Linked DNA regions of Mus musculus: region 2 is linked to region 1. Evidence: chromatin loops called from intact Hi-C (ENCODE). Cell type or tissue: gastrocnemius. All regions are shown on one strand. Links, peaks and the distances in the headings refer to the core of each region. The heading gives the core; the rest is flanking DNA.

Evidence for each region. A loop is a pair of places that touch in the nucleus more often than their neighbours do. Peaks named below come from ENCODE experiments on the same cell type or tissue, not always from the same donor. Only the 100,000 strongest peaks of a DNase experiment are listed, where the experiment ranks them.
Region 2: it touches region 1 in a loop (2.4-fold over the local background); 9 of 42 quality-filtered maps call a loop at or near these places.

The regions. Positions count from the first base shown.
Region 1 is chr13:104,224,135-104,232,536 of GRCm38, reverse strand. Ppwd1 (peptidylprolyl isomerase domain and WD repeat containing 1) reads left to right here and starts at 3,693. Exons shown (of 11, transcript NM_172807.4): 1 at 3,693-3,931; 2 at 7,085-7,187. The coding sequence starts at 3,736. Cenpk (centromere protein K) reads right to left here and starts at 3,571. Exons shown (of 10, transcript NM_001377093.1): 1 at 3,535-3,571; 2 at 1,658-1,808. The coding sequence starts at 1,774. In gastrocnemius, for the core only: no CTCF peak of the experiment used is centred there; a DNase peak (open chromatin) is centred at 3,646; H3K4me3 peaks cover 2,236 bases; H3K27ac peaks cover 1,217 bases.
Region 2 is chr13:104,175,784-104,184,185 of GRCm38, reverse strand. It overlaps Trappc13 (trafficking protein particle complex 13), which reads left to right and starts at 5,720. Exons shown (of 13, transcript NM_001093759.1): 1 at 5,720-6,072. The coding sequence starts at 6,027. It overlaps Shld3 (shieldin complex subunit 3), which reads left to right and starts at 5,727. Exons shown (of 2, transcript NM_001365338.1): 1 at 5,727-6,072. It overlaps Trim23 (tripartite motif-containing 23), which reads right to left and starts at 5,347. Exons shown (of 11, transcript NM_001361538.1): 1 at 5,225-5,347; 2 at 2,950-3,112. The coding sequence starts at 5,305. In gastrocnemius, for the core only: a CTCF peak has its summit at 5,128; DNase peaks (open chromatin) are centred at 5,426 and 5,709; H3K4me3 peaks cover 3,477 bases; H3K27ac peaks cover 2,843 bases.

The DNA.
Region 1 (8,402 bases), core at 1-8,000:
GAATTTATTTAAATTTTTACATAAGATGAAGATGGCAGTCAAACTGGTTCCAAAGTGAGTATATCAAAAGGAAAAGGGAAGAGTTGTATATGTAGCTAAGTAGTAGAGCACCTACAGAAACTTTGGTTGCATTCCCCTCTCTCTCTAAAACAGTGATTATTAGAACACCCACTAGCTTGCATGAATTCTAAGCCACATAATGGGAGGTAAGCAAACACATGAAAAAAGTACTATAGAATAATAACAAAACAAATAAGTAGTTAACATGATATGCCTCAAAGAAATATTATTTGCCTGACTTTAATACCAAACAATGTTAATGGTTGTCTGATACGTTAAAATATGAGGAGCTTAAGTCTTATCTGTCCTCATATCTTATTGTAGTAATTTTCTGTAAAATTTAAAGATATTTTGTAAAATGCAATTTTCTATAGTGGAAAACAACAAAAAAAGAATTATAAGAATTATTTAGTAAATATAGTAGTGGCATAAAGCACCAAGGATTTTTGACAAAATAATTTTGTAAAATATGTTATTCATTGTTCATACTCATAAAGTTTAGTGAAAAGAGCAGGATGCTCTCTATATTCATAAAAAATTCATTCACCCCTCTTGCTTTACTGAAGTAGGATATTACTTGTGTCTGTGATTTATATCATATGTTAAAGAAAAAAAATTTACCAAAATAGCATAGTGTATCAAGTGCCTCTATCTCACTAAAAAAAAAAAAGTTCATAATTTCAAGGTCAACATTTTAATTTCTATATTTGTTTCACTCATAACTCTTAATTATGTATTATTTCTACAGCTATATTCTCTAATTTGGATACTAATTCAGTCAACATCTACTGTCCCAAACAGGTACTAAAATGATTCATGATTTCCTCTAATCTGGCATTTATTAACTTTTGTGTCCTTTAGTTCCAACCTTCTTAGAATCTATTGAATTCACTCTTGCAATGACAGCATTCAGGCCTTCATCAGGCCTTACCAGGATGACTACGAGATTCTCTTAAAGCATCCTGTTTCTGTACTCTTGTCTTAAAACACAACAAAATGGTTGTTTTCATGTAGCCAATCATTTCACAGTGAATTTCAACCTTTTAATGATCTCCCATTGAACCCACTCCACAAAATCCATGTTCTTATTCCAAGCTAATTCTCTACAGTCTCAGTTCACAAGATTTCCTTTTCCTAGTATATATTTTTCCATAAAATCTTACCAAGATTTCTCTAACCTCTTTAAACTATACATTCGGACTTTTCCATTTTTGTCTTGTCCTAATTTCACAGGCTCTTAATTATCCATTTACTTCTTGTAGAAAGGTAACCTTGACTCCTTCATAATGCCTTACACATTTCTCCTAAGTATAGTTTTTTGCATTCTACCATAATACCCTTAATGGTGCATTATATACAATATTATGAATGACCTCTATAAGCAAAAAAAATCTCCCTGAGAACCAAAACTACCATTATTTTTTTTCTCTTTCTATAGCTTATCAAGTATAAAAATTTTTAAAAGAATGCTTTTAGGTATAAAATCTATACAAATAATTTATAAAAAAAATAGTTATGCGGAAACTAACACGGTTTCTTTCCTAAGTCAATTATGTAAAATTATATTAATATATCACTTTTATCTGTTGAAACTTACATCTTCCATGTCTTTCCACATTTCTTCACATTCTTTAATAAGTTCTTCCTCTGTATCTATAACAGCTTCCACATCTGTAATAGTATCTGGATGTACTTCTTGTTTATTCTCTGACATATCCTTTATAGTTTTCTTCACCTTACTGCAACTACTAACGTTAAAAAAAAAAAAAAAAGACACATGCATTAAACAACTATCTGCTGAATGTAGGAGTGACTAAAAAAACAAAAAGTCCTTTTTATCAAAAGAGAAACATGAACACGCACCTGTTGGAGGGAATATTTTCATATAGCCATTATTAAAAAAAAAAAAAGAGTATGGATGTTAGCAAAAATTAGAAACAGAACTACCACAGGATCCAGTAATTCCACTATTAGATATATATCCAAAGGAAACTAGCATGTTAAAAAGATGTTTACAATCTTGTTTACTATAGCACCATTCACAATAGCCCAGATATGTAATCAACTAAGTGTCCACCTAATGAAGAATGGATTTAAATTTTAAAAAGTTCCATTGTAACAGGAGAGTCAGTAGAAAAACAAGAGTGCAAAATTCAGGTAGGTGAGGAGATGTATTGGTAAGAGCTTGTGGAAGGTGTGTTTGAATTACTTCTTCCAACTAAGTGAAATGGAACCTAAGGTGATCCACTGTGAGGAAGTATCAAGGAATTTGAATTTTAAGAGCAGATACAGCCAGGTGGTGTGACCCCTGCCTTTAATCCCAGCACTTGGGAAGCAGAAGCAGAGGCATTCGAATCTCTGTCCTTTCAAGGACAGTCAGGACATAAAAGAAAAATCCTATCTCAGAAGGGGTCAGGGTTCAGAGAAATAGCTTATCACATAAAGGCTATAAGGTTTACAAACAAAATTTTAAGAGGAGAGGGGGAAAGGTTACAGAATGTTGGTTTTTTTTGTTTTTTGTTTTTGTCTTTAAGAAAACTCAAAGAATATAAAGCAACTTTGGATAGTAGCCCACTTTAAATTACTAACTAGTGGCCCAATTAAAACAACAAAAGATAGCATATTAATGAATATAGTCATCCAGGGCAAGGTTACTAGATGGCTGTTGTAAAGATGATAGTGTATCATGAGGTACAGTTAGGTAATTTTAAGGATGTAGAGAGGACCTGTAGTTTACAACATCAGATGTAAATCAGAATAAACACCGCCCCAATGTATTTTTTTACTCATAAGGAATTTTTAAGTCTTAAATTGCTTAACCTGTAAATTACCAACGGAGAAGTGGTACAGGATGCAGCTTTGTTGTTGGAATAGACAGAACACGGTAGCATGCTCCTAGGTTAAAGGTGTCAATAACGCGAAGATGTCAACTCCCCCCAAATTGTCCTCTTTTATCTTAATTAACATCTTAAAGGCGACAAAAACTCTGTCGCACTTGATGAGGAAATTCTAGACCTATACAGAAATATAAAGATCCAGAAATAGCAAAGGCTCATAGACTATATGCTAATCGTCAAACATAGAGCAGGCAGGTGGAGACGCGGGAACGTAACACGCAGGCCCTTCGTGAATTTCTCGCGTCACATACATACACATTCCAAGTCAAAAAGAATATTCTAAATGGGAGGCCACCTTATAAATTACAGTAATTTCAATATATAGTTTAGCTGATAGAAATCTACTTCATTCTTTTTAACAAAAAGTTCCTTCCAACCCCGCCCCTCGGCTTTTTCGGGAAAAAACAGGTAGGTTCTAGAACAGCATTGGCCCGAGAGGCCGAGAAGCGCGAGACCTCCAGTTCGTAAGGCGTAAGCGTCCGATCTAGGGGGTACCTGGGTCCCCCAAACCCGCGAGCTGCCATCCTCCTTGACAGAAAACTGGGGCCTTTGCCAGTCAGAGCCGGTTTCAACTCACTTCAGTCCTCCGGCCTCCTCAGCGCTCTCGTCAACACAGCCAAGCCGCGCTGTTTACGCGCGCTGCTCGCTGATTGGACCAGCTGCGCCCACCGCAGCCAATCAAAAAGCGCTTCCGGCAGCTGACGGACAAAAGCTGCGCCGCGGCTCGGGGAAACCTAGTTCACTCGGTCGTCGCGTCTCTTCTAACGCCTCGGACGACATGGCGACCGAGAGTGGGAGCGATTCGCAGCTGAGGAGGAGAAGGCGCCGAGACCCAGAGGGATCAGAAAAAACGGAACTGAGCGAGCGAGAACCGGCCCTGGCAGTGGCGGGGAGCGAAGAAAATGATGATGAGAATGAAGAGCGCTGGGTCGGGCCTTTACCGGTGGAGGCAACCCTTGCCAAGAAGAGGAAAGGTAGCAGCGGAGAGCCCGCGAGCAAGCTGGACGGCTACTCCGGCCGAGTGGGAGGGTTGATCTCAAGCACGCCCACGGGCGGGAGTGAGATTGTGGGTTTGTGCACTTAGAACGGACGATCTTCACTGCATTTCCTCCCTAAAGAGTGAATTGGTGTTAGTATGGCGTGTTAAAAAAAAAAAAAAAAAAAGGAACACCGTTGATTCCTGACTGTCAGAGATGATACAAACTAGTGCTTGTCTGTATTTCTGTGTTTGGATGCTTTTTTTGACCTCATAGCTGCTGTGTGAAGTTGGAATTCCTAATATTGATTGAGCAGGTGTGGGAAGGAGCTCTCAGAATCATAAACACTTAAGCTTTCAACCCTGACTCGTCTAGTAATGAATTTTCAAACTCAGGGGAAGTTGCTTAAGCTAGCTGGATATGAAGCCATACTCGAGACAATATAGTAAAGTTTTGCCACTAACGTGAATAATAACAAGATTTTATAATATTAAAGTTTGGTAAAGAGATAATATTTACTGTTTTAAAGACTGTTCTAGGAACTTTTTCATAAATGTCTTAGGGTTGTGTGTGTGTGTGTGTTCGTTCGCTCACGCGTTAATCTCAATTCTGACTGTGGAACTATTTAAAAATCTTTTATTTTCAGAACAAAGCCCAAACACCTTAACATGGATTATGAGGCAGTTTGTCTCTCTTTATTTCCCCAAGCAGGACTCCCAATTCTGTCCATTCTCAAAACCCTACCTTGTCCTTGAGCAAGGGCTCCTCTACGTTCCTGTCCAGATACTGTGAAGTGTCTCTATCTGGAGTCATTTCTCTCCTTTAACCATGCTAGCTTTTTAACAGGTCTAGGTTTTAGGTCAGTGCTTTTTGAACATTGGATAGTGACACCCTTTAGTTAGCTCCTTACTTTTTCTGCCCAATCCTGCTTTTGCCTTCGAGGCACTTACTACTTTTTGTAGTTGTGTGTTTACTCATGTGACTTCCTGAACACTACTAGCCTAATCATGTAAGAACAAGGATCTTGTACTTTCGGCTCCAACACTTCAATACAGTGTTTTGCATACAAGTTTAAATGAATATTTTATAACATTTGTGCTGTTATTATTTCACCTAAATATTACTACAAGAACTGCTTAGGTGGAAAGAATGGAAGGATAATTTAGGAAGGAAAACGAAACAAAATGAAAAAGAAAAACCAAACTTTGAAATGCTGACATAGGAAACAAGTGTCTTATGAACAATAGAGTTGGGACAGGAATAGGTATATCATGTGAAAAATCTTTTCCCTTAGCCAGATTTTTTTTTTAAGCCAACCAATGGAGTTTGAGTTTGAGGGAGGATGACAGGTGCTTAGTGATTTAAAATTTTTGGAAATGTAGGCAAGATTAGACTTTTGTGTGTATATGTTCACAATGATATATGGTTGTTTTATAGTACTTTGAGTTAAGCTATTTTTTAAACATTTATTATTATTATTACTATTATTTTATGTGTAAGGGTGTTTTGCAGGCATGTATACTATGTGGGTGTCAGGTATATTATGTGTTGGTGGGACCAGAGAGGTGGGAACGCTTATACTTAGTACAAGAGTGGAGGGCAGAGGACAATGTCACCTTGTAGAGTTGGTTCTCTACATCCACCTTTGTGTGGATTCCAAAGATTGAACTCAGGTTGCCAGAGGCAAGCATTGTTACTCGGAGCCATCTTGCCTGTCTTAAAATAAACTATTTCCTAAGGAAAATAATTATGTCTTTCTCTTCTTTCTGTGCATGTTCCCTTGAATATATTTAAATGAATTAGTGAACAACAAAAGCAATCTGGAATATAGGAAAATATTCACTACAGAAAATTCCAATAAACAACAGCATTAAAAAGATACTGGAGTACCACTTTTATGAAATAAGCAGCCCAGGATTGGTGTGACTCCAATGTTCCTAGGCACGTCCTGCCCTAAGATGACTGGTATATGGCCCTCATTTTCATTGTCCTGGGCTCTTAGAATTAATGCTGTAATCCTAATTAATACCTAGCTCCAAGCTGAAAAACTGAAGAAGGGAAGAAAGGAAAACTTTTTAAGAATGTGTATGTATATATGTGTGTGTGTTTATATACATATACGTATATTATCACAAAATGCTAATCCTAACCCTTACTATACAGTTACTACAAGAACCCAAGAAAGGCCATTTTAAGAAAATTTTACTAGGCACACATAAAAATGGGGATTCTGTTACTAAAAAAAATTTGAAAAGCAATTTGTCATACATAATTTTGAGTGTGCCACATAGCAGTAACAAGAACCTAATAGTTGGTCATGTTTAATTTGCTAGCTTTATATAGGCAAGTTTGATCTTTTTATTTGGAAACAGTGCATTTTCTAAAAATTGATCATGGCTCATCATAAAATTAAGATTTTTTTTTTGATGATCATCGATTTTCCATTTTTCTAGGTGTTATACTTTAGAAAACTATCTGAAAGGCACTCAAGTAGATTTGCTAGGATTTTCTCAACTATAAACAGCTAAGTGTTTTGTTTGTTTTTATGTTTCAGGTCTTTATACTGACTCTTTAATAGAGGAATAATGTCTTTAAACATACATCTTACAAATAGCTGTCAGCTTTTGTTACATTAACACTTACTACTAGTTTCTATATGGTTATAGAAATCATTTCCGTAAAGCTTTATATTTCTTTACACATTCATATTAAGCCAGAACCATTCACAGTTATCAAAAACTTTGAACCAGGAGCTAGAAGCTCAGTTGTGAGAAGACTTGCTGATCCTGCAAAACACCTACATTTGGTTCTCAGGACCCACAGGAAACAGCTCATAAACCAGCTGGAATTCTATTTCAGATTCATTCACCATCCTCTGCTGGCCTCATTGGGTTCCTGCCTGTACACACCTGACAGACACTGCAGCAGACATAAAGTCTTTGAAACAGTTTTTATATAATCCCAGGGAACCTGACATACTAACTTCTGAAGTAATAAAAGTTATAACTGGTATTAACAAATACTGGATTTTCGTATCCCATATGTTTATTGAAAGAAATTAAAATGTAGAAGGTAATATAAAAATTTAGAAAATTCTAAATAATCATGTTAATTTCATTCACTAAAAATACTTTTGACCCCCTCCCCCAGTTCTGGAGTTCGAAAGAGTCTACCTTGATAATCTCCCCAGTGCATCCATGTATGAGCGCAGTTACATGCACAGAGATGTTATCACACATGTGGTATGTACCAAGTAAGTGTGTCATACTTTGTCCTTTACATTTTACATTTATCTTATACGCATGAGTGTTTTGAATGTGTTTCTGCACCACCTGCATGCCTGATACCTACAGAAGCCAAAAGAGTGCAATGAATCTCTCAGAATCAGCATTACAGACCTTTGTAAAGTGTAAACTGCCATGTAGGTGCTAGGAATTAAACTCAGGTCCCCTGAAACAGCAGCCGGTGCTCATAACTACTGAGCTGCCTCTCCAGCCCCAAGTATATCATAGTATACATTCTCAGAAAAAAATCTAAAGCTTAATTATGAGTGGACTTACAGAAGTAATTTGGGGATTTCATAGATTTAATTTTGCAAATTCTATAATACTTAAACAAAACCCTGCATGTTTTCTTATTTAAAATAAAATATGTCAGACAGAACATCCTAGTATGTGTATGTATATTTGGTGATAAAAGTCAGTAATGGCTGAATCATGTTATCAGCTTTCCTAGGAAGAAAGTGTATTAAGATAGAAATGGTAATAAATTGGCCTCTTTGGTGTTTATAGAGAAGATAATGTAACTCAAACCTCCTGGAATTATCAGAGGACCTTCAAAATGGATGTATAGGAAATTTCAAAGAATGGTAATAACAGTAAAAATGGTCCCCTGATTTTTTAGCTCATGATATGTATAGATCCTATTTGAGCTATATTTCATTAATTATCTCATTTATCTTAATAGTTTAAGAATCTTAAAATTTTCTTTTTATAAGTGAGAAAACTGGAATAGAGTAAGGGGCAGAAGAAGCTAAAGCAAAAAATTAATATGCTAAATTCTAGCTTTCTGTTCTTTATTTGGATTTTTGGACCTGTGAGCAAGTAACATCACATTCCTATTTTTAAAAGGAGCACGTTGGCCATACTAATGCATTAAAATAGGGCAAAAATAGGAACAAGGAGAACAGGCAGCTGTTGTAGAAATGTGGATGAGTTTTAATTAGGGCTTAGATTATATTGACAGTGATTATCAACGTTGGAGGGAATACTTTAGAAGAGTCTACTCTTGATCTCTTAAAACAAATTGCATTTGAGATATAAAGCTTTAATAGTATAATAATAGAATAATTCTGACCAAACGCAGTTTAGACTTGTTACTGTATAAAGCAACCGGTAGATACTAGCACTGCTTTTCTAACCCGAGCTGCAGAGTTCAACAAGAAGTTATGTGTTTCATTGTTGTTGTG
Region 2 (8,402 bases), core at 209-8,208, 49 kb after region 1:
AAGAAAACATATACAAGAATGAAGGCCACATATGCATTAATAGACTTTTTTTTTAAACGAAAATAATGCTGTGTTTTACTCTATTTCTTTTTAAAGATATTATAGGGGGAAGAAGTTTAGCTCAGTAGCTGAGTATGTACTTAACATGTTCAAGGACGGAGGTCATCAGGGTCCTTGCCTGTTTCTCATCCTTTTTTCCTTAGAAACAAACCAAAATCATTCTGTTTTTTTAAAATGAAGCTATGTTTATCCCCCCTTTCTCTGTAATCTGAGCACTCAAGCAAGTCTTCCTCAGCTTTGCTGCCCCTCTGCAAGGTCTCTTCCTTATTTCTGTGTGTCCCATGTATTTTACAAAATGGCCCACATTGGGTGCCATTTTGTTGCGGTAAATCTCCAACCCAAATATGCCCAGGCAATGAAAACACAACTCAGTTAATATGAATACATGCTGTGTGCCAACATTGGGCAGATCTACCACTACACTACCATCTTCCACATTTATGAGACCCCTTAGAACTTGCAGTTTCTCTAGGCCATGTGCTTCTGCTCCACTTTTCTTCTTCTTCCTCCTCCTCTGCGTCCTCTCCCTCTTCCATTTTCTCCTCCTTCTCCCTCTCTCTACATTCCTCTCCACCTTCCCTTTTATCTGTCCAATCATCAGCTCTCCTTTATTTTACAAATTAAGGTGGGAAGCAGGTTTACAGGAACTCACCTGAGTGCTGACTCAGTCCTTGTTCACAACCACTCACAGGAGAATAGAATTAACATCAAATAGAATTTGCCCCAGGGTTATCCACAACATCCCCCCCCCTTCTGTCTAATTAAAAGACTATTTTATCTCAGATATAACTGAACACAACTATTATTATTTTGTAATTTATAAAGTACATGAGACCTAACATCCATTCCATCATCTTTGTTAATTAAATAGAACCTCTGTCATCTATCCTTACTTTAAAAACTATAGTTCTGCACCTGGCTATGTCTTGGCTTTAGATTGAATACCATCTGAAAACCATCCTCTCAAATCTGACCCTCTCAAAGCAAAAAGCATGGGCTGGCTAGGAGACTATGTAGTTTTTCAATCCCATCAGAAATCCAAGAACAACTGATATTAACTGAAAATATATAGGAAGCCTAACACAGCTTCCAAAACTTAGCCAATTTATAGAGACCACTGATCACTTGGACAGTCCCTTACTTTAACACGTTGGAACATTGGTCTTCATCTACTCCATCTATATAAACATTTAAGCATTCAGAACAATCATTTAAAAATATGGCCTTGAAGAATTTCCCAAAATTCAGTCATTATGTAGGGAACATACAAACTCCCAGGAGTAACTAACAATTTTGTAGCTGTAAAAAATAAATACAACTCTACAACTTTATGGTTTTAAAAAACACAAACTTGGCTGGGCATTGGTGGTGCACGCCTTTAATCCCAGCACTCAGAAAGCAGAGGCAGGTGGATTTCTAAGTTTGAGGCCAGCCTGGTCAACAGAGTGAGTTCCAGGACAGCCAGGGCTACACAGAGAAACCCTGTCTCGAAAAACAAAAACAAAACAAAACAAGACAAAAACTAAAAAAAACTAAAAGTAACCAAAATACAGACTTGTGTTGTCCCTGCAAATCCTCAGGGTTTAGGGCAGCTGAGAAAGCTCTGTTCCTCACGATGCATGCTGAGGAACACTGAGCATCCACTCATGTAGACCACCTCACTGTTGCAAAAAGGAAGATTTACCTCAGATCATCGTCAATCTTAAAGACCATTATCTGAAAATTGACAGTTTCCACTGCTATTACTTTATGGCTTATAGTACATTAATATTATCTGTGTAATATCATTAGTGTTTTTCATTAGCTTTCTAGGAAATAAAGACAGCCACAACCTTAAGAAAACATGTCAAAGCCATGTTTCTTAGTATTTTAAAACCTAAAATAGAGACACCCTTGCTTTCTTCTATAGATAGATAAATTATTCAATTTTTGACATATAGTATGACTCCACTAATCTTTTACAAGTTTATGCTATTTTCTATGTGTGGATGTGTGTGCACACACATATATAAGGTGCAACAGAGCAAGTATGGAGGTCAGGAGTCGGTTCACTCCTTCCACGAGCCCTGGTCTTAAGTACTGATAAACACCTGAGGGGAAAAAAGTCAGCCTTAAAAAATTTTGGGAAAAATTCTTTTATCTTACAGAATAAATTAAGAATTTACATTAAACTGTGAAATAACTGTTCAAATGTTAATGTTGTACTTTCTAAACCTGAGCCAGTGAGATAGATCTTTGGATAAAGGCATCTTCTGCCAACCTAACTGGATTTGGGTAAACCCACACACACACACTTTTACATTTAAAATATGTCAACACTGATTCCCAAGTAGTTGTAAAAACATGCAAGGACCTAGGAGGCCATGGTGGTGCACACCTCTAATTCAGGACTGGGGAGCTAGAGGCAGACAGATCTCAGTCAAGGCCAGTCTGATCCACAAACCAAGTTTCAGGACAGCCAGGGCTACACAGAGAAACCCTATCTCGACGAAAGGAAGGAAGAGAAAAAAGGAAGGAAGGAGTGAGGGAGGGAGGAAATACTGAGAGTTGAATGACTTTATATTTTGATTACCTTTCATTTAAAAAAAGAAACCATGTTCTGTATTCAGAGCATTAGTAGGACTTAACCTGGGATGAATAAAGTAGTCTCATTTCTTTGAATAAGGGTAGCATATATTTCTGATACTTCTTAAAGCTTTTTGTGTTAAGCATAGCTATGGAAGTTTCAGATTCCCATGGCAGTTAAGAGTGGACCTCATCTACCTTAGTAGAGACTCAGATTGTGAAAGCTCTTTGGAACGTAACATAAAAAGTCAGGTGTAAAAATTTGTTTTCTGTGACATTTGTGTTTGAATAATTTTTCACTTTAACCTCATATAATTTTCCTACCTAGGTCTGTTACTTGTCGATCAAATGGGCAACGTATTGCTCTTCCATGCAGAGGCAAGCGAGTAAGACAGTCATGACAGACTGTGTGGCCACAGAGGAGGAGGCGAGGAACTTTATCTCCTTGCAAAGAGAAGACATCTTCACAAACCCCACACTCCAGAACCTGTATATAAAACAGAAACATGTGCCCTGTAAACACTACTGAAACAATATTCACATATTTTAGATTTAAAAACAATTGACCAAGCCAGGCATGTTTCTTAGTATTTTAAAACCTAAAATAGAGACACCCTTGCTTTCTTCTATAGATAGATAAATTATTCAATTTTTGACATATAGTATGACTCCATTAATCTTTTACAAGTTTATGCTATTTTCTATGTGTGGATGTGTGTGCACACACATATATAAGGTGCCACAGAACAAGTATGGAGGTCAGAAGACAACTTGATTCTCTAATACATTTAGACTTAGAAACTGAGATACAAATTTCTTTTACTACAATTAAACTGGTAATTTGTAGTTACCTCACATACTGGTAATAATTCAAAAGAAACTTAAATGTGGTATAATTCATAGGGAAAAAAAAGAGATAAATACCTGCTAAATGTTAAAGAAAACTTTATATTAAGATTTCAGTCTAACTCATTAGAGAACAAAGAATAACTACATCAAGATATTTTTTTCAAAAAGTTGTTAAAGTTTTGTATTAATAGAAGTATAGGAAAACAATTTCACTGACTAATACAAAAAGTCTATTGACTAATAATAGCATTCATGGACACAATTTAGCAGTACTTATGGAACTTACTCTAAACTGCGTCATACATACATGACAGGATCCAAGTGCTTTCTTCTTTGTTGCTATTGCTGTTTCTGCCACTGGGAAATCTCAGGTTCCTGCACATAGCAGGTAAATGGTCTACTAGTGAATAACATCCAGCCCACATATGACAAAACCAGTGTGTAACTCTTTAAAGCACTATTTGTATCATTAATTAAAAACAAGGAAAGATACATATAAATACTAAATTGAAAGGGAAATTATAGTGCATTCATATGCCATAACTACAACCGTTATGTTTTTCATGTACATATGCAGAATACTTTATGAGTAAAGTAAAACGAAGTGTTAAGGAGAATTAGACATGATATTCCAATTATAGGAAAAGAATGACAAAATATTCTGCAAGTATTCCCATTTGGCAAAAACACAATTCAAAATATTAAATCTCAATAAGCACAAAATATGCTTAATGAGGGCTTCTCTAAATTTCATTAATATAAAAAGTTAACTGATTCAACACCAATAAAATACGACTGATAATACATCGTAGGCATATATTCCTCAAAAGCAGACCTTTGCTATAGAGAGAGACAGAGACAGAAAGAGATATCTACCATTTAACGAGTTAAAAGAATGTCCAACCAGACTTGGGTTCACTGTTATAAATCCAAGTGTCCATTAAAATTACTTCTGGGAATTAAAAAAATGTCCTGTCGTCAACACACTCAGAAAGAGTTGTTGTTTAATCTCTTGGCAACAGATAATCTTTCCGAGTGACTCCCTAAAACGCCTGCCCCTTTTAGATCTAGGTTACAGTGGGTGAGGAAAATGATCTTCACACTTGCACTTAATTTTTAGTAAATGTAGCTCGTAAATAAGTAGACGGTAGAATCTTCTAACCAGAGAGTTATAAACTCCATACATCTAGTGTTAAAGCCCAAATGTGCTGCAGTTGGAGAGTTCAGAAGTTTCCAGTCTCTACTGTTCAGGGCAATGTTGAATGGCAGACGTTGACAACCAGTAAACTCTGAGCCCTTAGCACATACTGTATTAACTTAAACCTAGGGTTCCTCCCATGTAAAATGCGATTTAACATCTACCTTTTAAGTAGATATTTGCGAGCTGAACCATCTACGACAGTACTTGTCTATTGCAATAAGTGTTTAATACAACCAAGTCAAGTAAGTAACGCCTGTTGAGGCATCACTAGAAACAGAAGACTAGGGGAAAGACCAAATAAATCCAGGTCAACTTTCACGCGATGCTTTTCACAAACAGCCCCACGGACAACGTTGACACTTGAGGTAGAAGACCAGGCAACTTCAGCTCCGCGGGGCAAGGACCGCGGAAGGGCGGAAAGGCTTGTAACGCCCACCAGAGGCCGCGCATCCCACCCGGCCAAGCCTGGGCCACACAGTCGCGGCCAGGTCTCCAGGACGAACCGAAGGGAGGCCGCAGGTGGAGAACAGAGCACGCAAGTTCCCTCACCTTCACCACAGCCGTCCCCCGGCTGCCCTGCCGCCCACTGTCTACTCCGGCTCCGGGCTTGTTTACAGCGAGGGCAGCCATCCTGGATGGAGCCGCGCCACAGCTGCAGGAGAGCCTTTTACTGAGAGGAGGGGTTGAGCGTCCTACCCAGAAGCCTCGGCGCATGCCGCCCTCACGCATGCGCAGGATAGATGGCGAGCCGTTCGGTCCCTTCTGACCTTTTCTCTCCCGTCAGTCATTGGCTGTACGGCTTGCGCGTGCGCACTGTTTTTCATGAAAGCATCTGCGAGTAATGGAGAGGAGAAATTTTTTTTTTTTAAGTATGGAACATAAATAAAATTTTATGGTGAAAATGACATTCCTGTAACAATATTTTTTCTCTAGAACTGAAACGAATCAGAATAAAGGACTGAGCTACATGCCACCTGCCCCGCGTACACTGCGAAATTTGTATATGATGAACTACAAATCCCAGCATGCCATGACAGTAGCGCCCTCCCCCACCCCCACCGGGCAATGAAAGCTTTTGGGAAGCCGCGAATTGTCAGCAAGAAGTGGATCGTTGTAGTCAGCCTTAGTGGTTGAGGCAAGTGTGTGCTTCTGAGCTAAGGAATGGCCATGGTACAAAGATTTCACTGGGGCCGTAAAGGATTTAGTGACAAGAGAATTTAAGTCCTCACGAGCAGAAAGAAGTCGGGCGTGCGTTTGAAGCCCGATCTTCCGGGACCTGTGCTTTGCACTTTCCTTCCAGACCCGGTGAAACTTCAGCCTGCGTAGGCTGAGGTCAGAAGTGCCCGCCAAGATGGAAGTGAATCCCCCCAAACAGGAGCACCTGCTGGCGCTAAAAGGTAAACTTGCTAACCTGAGACTCCTCACTCTGTTGTTTGCCTGTACCCTCATTGTGCGAAGGATCCCCGAAGTAGGCCTTGTCCCTAACCCCGGCAACTCGCCTTCCTGCTCTTCCTGGAATGAAATGCGAACCCAAGCTCTGAGAGGTCTCTGCTACCGCAGCCACCACGTTTTGTCCACTGAAGCTCACGCGCCTCGACCCTGCCGCAGAGATCTCTGTGAACCAGCATAAATTTCAGCTGGCATTTGATATGTTTTTTTCAAAAATTGCTCCTAAATCTGTCCATGGCGCAGGGATGAAGTTACCAGAATTTAACTTATCTGTAGATAGTGTAGCACGATAATACCAAGGATTTGAAATAAGTGGAACTACACCTAATACTTCTTAGATTTGTTGAAATATACTACAAATTAATTCATACTGTAGTATCATGTTTGTGGGAAAATTGACTAGACTATCTTAACAACTTTAACTGTCTATACGCAGAAGTTTTGAATACGTTTTAATGATTTAATTTGATCAGAAAAAAAAAGATAAGAGGTCAGATTTTCCTTGAATTTGCTTATCGATAACCTTTTATTTAAAAACATTTTCAGCCTCTTTTTTATGTTTGCTACTGCCACAATGCACTTTCTTGCTTTTGGGATGTGCATTTATAAAGTTAACAGTGACTTCAACTGATAGGGAGAAATGGTTACAAGACATTTAAACTAGATTGAATTGCACTTAACCTTCTTTAAGGCATCCCTTTTGATATACTCCACATTCCTCCCTCATTCTCTGTGAGCTCCATACACATCTTGCATTCCAGAAGCTCGCCAGTTCCATTCCTAACCTACAATCCTGTTTTGATGTCTGCAGTTAATATGACTGTCTATGAATGTGGAACTAAGAAGGTTTGCAATATTTATCAATACAACAATGAGACCTGTAGACTTCCACACGATCTAGACTAAAATAGATTATATGTGTTTGAAAGGAACTTACTGGATATTCATTATCTCCGTCTTACATCTAGTGTGTGGGCTTAAAAGATAACTTATCTTTTAAGGTCTAGCAGCTTTTCCAAGATAACATGTCTAGTAAGAGATCAGGGCAATAATTCAAAAATCATCTTTCTAAGGTATTGTTGCCTCCTAGAAAATGAAACAGCTCTTTCATGGATCGTTATGATTTCTATATGAACTTAAAACAATTATATGAGCTGCTAAGTGTGATTTCACACAACTTAGAAGCTACCAAAAATCTCAGTGGTAGGGAGTTGTATTTGTTATTATTCTTCATTTGTAGAAAGAGAAGACACTTAGTGACTTGACCTTAAACTCTCAGTGTGGCTGAGAATGACCAAGTGTCCCCGGCCCCCTCGCCTCCACCTTCCAGATGCTCAGATCACAGATGAGCACCATTATACCCAGTTTATGGTATGCTGGGATTTGAACCCAGGGCTTTGTGCATGCTAGGCAAGCACTCTACTGACTGAGCTACATCCTCACTCCCTTTTGTTTTTCTTGAAACTACATTTGACCTAAAAAGAGCTCTCAAAATTTCACTTGTTTCTTTAGTATATCACTGAATATGTTCAGACAACAATAAAAGAATTCTTGATGTCCTTCTTTACACTGAAAAGGGGTAAAGAAAACAAAAATAAGCTCATTAATTCCTCATCCTTGATTGTAAGCCAGAAAAGGTCAAGAAGTGATCATTCTCAAGTACTTAAAGACTATGTCATCACATATTAAGTCTATACTAAAACTTAATCTTAGGAAAAATATGGTTATTTTAAGGCTGTAAAATGATTCATTATACAGTTACCTCTTAATTCTTAAGAATCAGACTGGTTTTGTTGTGACATCACGACAGAAATCAGGGTCATAGTTTTTGTAGCAGTGTGTAAGACCATAAATTAGTTCTCTCACGTTTGGGGAGTAAAAGACTAAACGTGTGTGTGTGTGTGTGTGTGTGTGTGTGTGTGTGTGTGTGTAGATATAGAAGAACCTTTATTATATTTACCTTTAGCCTGGTTAGGAACCACAACTTGTAGATCAGATCCTGACTGGCTCCATTCTTGAGGCCTTGTGTGCTGGAACTTCTGGTCACTGCTTTAATTTGGGAAATCACGAGAACTTCTGTGTTGTGCTCTTATTCTACATTGGCGTCCAGTAAACTAACATCTTTTTTTTTTTTTTTTTTTTTTTTGGTTTTCGAGACAGGGTTTCTCTGTATAGCCCTGGCTGACCAGGAACTCACTCTGTAGACCAGGCTGGCCTCGAACTCAGAAATCCGCCTGCCTCTGCCTCCCGAGTACTGGGATTTTTTTTAAAACTGTTT